2 separate regions of the Homo sapiens genome follow, and region 2 is linked to region 1. A link is a contact called in ENCODE Hi-C or POLR2A ChIA-PET data. All regions are on one chromosome and are shown on one strand. The core of a region is the stretch at or near the end of the contact, and the rest is flanking DNA. Distances in the headings are between cores, read along the strand shown.

What was found. A loop is a pair of places that touch in the nucleus more often than their neighbours do. ChIA-PET counts read pairs that join two places held with the same protein, here RNA polymerase II (POLR2A). Pooled maps may share reads with other maps.
Region 2: a loop to region 1 is called in a map of mesothelial cell of epicardium, with 4 times the contacts of the local background. The contact joins two enhancer-like sites. A Hi-C loop is called at or near these places in 23 of 168 maps with a recorded cell type or tissue (GM11168, GM12878, GM13977 and 14 more) and 1 of 50 pooled maps. POLR2A ChIA-PET finds 5 or more read pairs at or near these places in 7 of 52 experiments (GM12878, K562, PC-9 and 4 more).

The regions. Positions count from the first base shown.
Region 1 is chr9:97,482,992-97,485,691 of GRCh38, forward strand. It overlaps TDRD7 (tudor domain containing 7), which reads left to right. Exons shown (of 17, transcript NM_014290.3): 15 at 1-360. Among named protein-coding and RNA genes, the nearest start is that of TMOD1, 17 kb to the right of the region's middle. Within about 2 kb of position 1,365, at least 2 of the 41 ENCODE cell types and tissues checked have a DNase peak (open chromatin) inside an H3K27ac peak, as active enhancers do.
Region 2 is chr9:97,600,009-97,602,708 of GRCh38, forward strand. TMOD1 (tropomodulin 1) reads left to right here. Exons shown (of 10, transcript NM_003275.4): 10 at 1-1,735. It overlaps TSTD2 (thiosulfate sulfurtransferase like domain containing 2), which reads right to left. Exons shown (of 10, transcript NM_139246.5): 10 at 72-2,700. The coding sequence ends at 2,461. Among named protein-coding and RNA genes, the nearest start is that of TSTD2, 32 kb to the right of the region's middle. Within about 2 kb of position 1,308, at least 4 of the 41 ENCODE cell types and tissues checked have a DNase peak (open chromatin) inside an H3K27ac peak, as active enhancers do.

The sequences.
Region 1 (2,700 bases), core at 115-2,614:
CATATCCAGTGGAGCTGACTCTCCCAACAGCAAAAATGGCAACATGCCCATGTCGGGCAACACTGGAGAGAATTTCAGAAAGAACCTCACAGATGTCATCAAAAAGTCCATGGTGGACCATACGAGCGCTTTCTCCACAGAGGAACTGCCACCTCCTGTCCACTTATCAAAGCCAGGGGAACACATGGATGTGTATGTGCCTGTGGCCTGTCACCCAGGCTACTTCGTCATCCAGCCTTGGCAGGAGATACATAAGTTGGAAGTTCTGATGGAAGAGATGATTCTATATTACAGCGTGTCTGAAGAGCGCCACATAGCAGTGGAGAAAGACCAAGTGTATGCTGCAAAAGTGGAAAATAAGTAGGTCCTTGGACAAAGCATTTTATTCTACTCCTAAGAAAAATGTGTAAAATGATGCCAGAGTCTTAATCTTGGCGGGGGGACTTCGAACTGTACTAATGGGAATTTTGAATGTGAAACAAACACAGTAATTTTTCCGATTTTCTAGTATTTAAAATGATGTCACTTATCAAAAAATCTATTGGCCATATTCCTGTTAAAACCCAATTATATAACTAAAATGAATGTTTAAATATTTTTTCTATTTTTCTATTAGAAAAATATTTTTATTCAGAAAATAACCAGATTTTTTCATTTAATGACTTTTTATTTTAAAAATAAAAATATTATGGAAAAATTTTAAAATATAAAAAAAGCATAAGAAATTAAAATCAACCACCCACACATAACACTTGTTAAACTACTTATGTATTTCCTCTAATTTTATATGTGCATATTTATATAGTTGGTATATTATTAGTATGTATAATTTTGTACCTGCTTTTTTCACCTAACATTATGTCATGAACATTTTTCCATGTGATAAAATTTCTTCAGGAACCTTTATAATGGCTATTTTAATCATGATATACAGAATTCCTTTTTCCCAATGAAATCATAATTTACTTACCATTCTATTTTGTTATGTAAGGTTTTCTCTCCTGTATTTTTCACTATTATAAATAATAGTGAATGTAAATCTTTGCATTTCTGATTATTTATTTACGGGATAGATTCCTAGAAGAAAAGTCACTTGTTGGAAGATGGCAAGACTCTTGCTTTATGTTGTCAGCTGCATCCTGGCATCTGTGCCATCTTTCATAAGGAGCAACAATGCTTATTTCACTACTCTTTGGCCTTGGGGCTGTGAGAACATACTTTCTCTTACATTTCTTTAGCGCTTCAGTGTTTTTTCTAATATTTTCACATTTGGGTCCACACCCTCCTCCCCAAAGCCCTGCAGGATGTGCTGGTTTCATCCAAGTGAAGCCCAGACACCCCACTGTCCACTTTCCACTCAGGCCATGAAGCCCTGGGAAATGGCACAATGCCCATCCTGTTCCTTTGCCAGCTTGCTTAGGAGAAATGAACAAGCTTATTTATCAATGCTGAACACAAAGAACAGTCACCCCTCCCCAACACACACACACACACACACACACCCCAAAACTCAGTTTAAAAGGTCAAACTGCTTATTTTTTATATGAAATGTTTTAATTCTTTAAGATAGCAAACATAGGCATGTATAAAGTTTTGTCATTTTCATGGGAGAAAAAAACTAATTTTTAACTCTCAGTGAAGCGTATAAAAGCTCTCATTTCGAAAAACATACAATTTGTATGTCATAAGCTTTTCTTCTCTAAAAAACCATTTCTACTGTTGTGTTATTTATAACCACAAGCATAAATAGGTTTAATTCAGCTTGTGTAGGTTTGCCTCAATCAGAGCTCTTTGTAAGATAATTCAATCACAGTTAAAAACCAAACTAATGTTCTGGGGGGCAGATTGATGATTAAAGGTGAGGAGATCCTCCTTGGAGTAAAGGGGTTGGGTAGGAAGGAGAACACATCAACTGGAGAGCTCCAATATGAGCCCTTGCACTCCCCACTCTGCCCTCCATGGCTTTGAACCATTCTGCCCCAGGACTCTTGGACTTTAGTTAATTTGTCCCAGATAATCAAGGGATGTTTTGTATATAAAAACAGATAATCTGATTTTTTTAAAACTTCATGAACTGAATCAGTATAAAATGTTTAGAACTTCTGTCTTCCTTAAGACTCAGGACTATTTACTAAACTTTGTTCCCAACTATGGTAAGTTAAGACTTAGAAATTTTAGATACATATTTTTATTACAGCGGTTTCCAAATCTATCGCAGCATAAGAACAACTTGGAAAACCTATTAAAAATGCAGATTCTTCTTCCTTACCCCAGGCATTCTGAATCAGAATCTTTGCAGGTGGAGCTCCAGAATCTGTTGTTAACAAATTCCAGGTGATGCCAGTACTGAATTTTAGTAATCTAGTCAAAACTGAAGTCTTCCCTTAAGCTATTAGTTTTGAAAGTTGAAAACTAAATAGAAATACAACACATCAGTTTTCTGGGACTCTCTCTTCACTGCCCTATACCACTTATTTATGGACTAAAAACACAGACCACCACCAATTTGCCCTGTACAATTTTAAGATGACGCTGTTGGTGGAAACCAAGTGTTTTTACCTCCTTTTGTGCTTACACAAATTAGCAACCTACACCGAAAGTGTTTCCACCTGTGAAAATTTCTCTTCAGTTTGATCTGAAGTTCTTATTTATAGTAGCTTGTCTTCATTTTAATAATAATGATGATAACTATCATTTGCC
Region 2 (2,700 bases), core at 58-2,557, 120 kb after region 1:
CAATGGCCTTGCTGTGTGGTGTTTCAAGTGCATTTAAAATGTGTGACACAGAAACGGCACACTCTTCCACATGCTTTTGAAGTATTATAAAACACTTTATTACAAATTTGTCTTAGCTATTAGCAAATAAAACTGATTATCATTCTTTATTAACCCTCCTTGGAATTTTGAAAACCTCGATTAAAGTTGCCAAATTGATTACTGGATCCAGAACACAATTTTCCCCTCAGAACAGATAGACAGACTGAAGCCACTGAACTCTGCCAGGAGTCAACATGAGATTCCTTTTGCTGGATATGCAGAAATGATAGGAAAAAAACCAATGGTGAAATTTCAAGTTTCAAAAACCAACCTTTCATTACCAATCCCAGGCAACAAACATGTCCCTGAGTGTTCTTTAAGAACATTTGGGATTTATGTACAATTTAATACTGGAGTTAGAACTTTTTCCTTATTGAATGCCAACCTTATGATGGATGTGAAAATCTACGGCCAAATACTTTTGAAAACACCTTTCTATATTGCACAGTGGGCAAATGGCTTATGTGAGGTAAGACACTAGAGGGATAAATTTCCAGATCAACATGGCTATGGTATTTAGTAATGGCCCAGCTTAGAGACTTCAGCTACTGATCTCATCACTTATTAGACAAATTGCTGCTGACCTTACGCCTGTATATTAAGCCTCCGCAGGATGCCGGACAATGGTGAAGAAACTCCAGATATCAAGGAATTGGGAAATCCTGGCCAAACCACCCCAAGATGATTACACTGAAATGTAGTATTAGTACTGCTGCCAGATCTCTTTTTAACATCATGTGCGTCTCTTGGGATCCAGCAAAAGTGTTAAGCCACAATGCCCTTGTGCCTTTTAATATACCACAGTGCCAGTTAAACTAATATTTTTGTTTGTTGCTTTTGGGAGTTATTTTCATTAGTGATTTCAGCAAATCTCATGATAAAGGACAAGGTCAAGAACTCCAGAGCACTGAGCAGAGAGGCTGGTGATGAAAAGGTGAAGGCCTGCGCACTGAACTGTAAGGCAGTGGGCAGTACAGGGTAACTGGAGGCGGGGCCAGGGCCTCAGCGCTATGGAAGAGTGTCCACTGAGGCTGCACATGGCCCAGGAGTGGCACCATGTTGCAGGGACAACCATCCCCATTTGGCTTCTCCTTAAAACACAATTGCAGCTGCATTCTGCATCGCTGAAAACTGCAATATAATATTAAATCTGTTGGTCTATGCATGGCTGCGTATGTGTTTCTTGGAACCTGTGTGACAGGGACATGTGCCTGGCACACTGGCCAGAAGACTGGGCAGCCACCATGGCAGTGCTGGATGACCTCAGTAAGAATGTGTCATGTATTCCAGGTGCTGATCTAAAAACTGTGGCTCAAATGTCACCGAGCTTATATGAAGCTCCCAGAGAGAACATTTAAAAGCTCAGAGAGTAAGTGCTGGGGAAAGCAGAGCTATCAGAGGAAATCTCTCATAGAAACGAAACCAAACCAACAGAAAATGAAGAAGGCCACATCTTTAAGGCCACCTCTGCCTCTATCAGATGAGCTGCTGGTCTAGATCAGGGGCTGGCAAACTTTTCTGTAAAAGGCCAGACAGTAAAAATTTCCGATTTTGCAGGCCACATAGTGTCTGTTGCAACTATTCAACTCTGCCATAGATCATGTGTAAAGGAATGGGTGTGGCTGTTCAATAAACTATACAGTTGACCCTTGAACAATATGGGTTTGAACTGCATGGCTGCACTTATATATGGATTTTTTTCAACCATACAGGTTGAAAATACAGTATTGGCAGGGGGCGAAACCTGCGTACATGGAGGGCTGATTTATCACATACGTGGGTTCTGTAGGGCCCACTGTGGGACTTGAGTATGCATTGGGTTTTTGTATACTCAGGCGTTCTGGAACTATCCTCCATGTATACCAAAGGATGGTTATTTCTACAAAAGCAGGAGGTAAGCCCAATGCACAGCTTGCAGATTCCCCTCAGGCGAGAGACAGAGGTTAAGGGTAGATGGCAGATGACCTAAGTGGCTTGTTTTAGGAGGCCACTCCCAGGGCCACAGCTTTCATGTGTTTGCCACCAGGGTAGAAGGTCTGCTGACAAGGGCAATGACTACTAACAGCCCCAGCTGCATGGAACAGAAAGGGCATATGCTGTGGCCACCAGGCTCAGGCTCTATCCCTCAGCAGCTTTGGGATCCCATGCAGCTCACCTATTTTCTGTGCTCTAGCATCATCCAAATCAGAATGTCTCAGGTAAGTGGTAGACAACGTGACTCCTCCCCTCCCGCTGTGAAGTGTAGACGGCTGCCACGGTGGCAGCGGCCAGAACTGAAGTTCCCGATTTCTCTGTTTCTGCAGTCTTGCCATGCTTTCTCTGTATAGTCACCCCAAACCTACTTTTACCGAGGGCCTGGGAAAATGCCAAAGGTGCTGCTCACATAAGCACTGGCCCATCCTCATCAGCATCAGGCCCTGGCTCTGGGCTCACAGGCTGTCGCACATGCTGCAAGAGTTCCCTAGGTATGCGTGGCCGTCGGGCTGTGCACTCGCATTCCTCTTTAAAGCTGTCTTGCATAGGGCCTGAAACTTTCCTGCTCCCCTTGTCTTGACATGTGACACAACAGGCTGTGAATCCTTGTCCTTGACAGGCAGGGCAGGTCAAAACGAGCTGGCG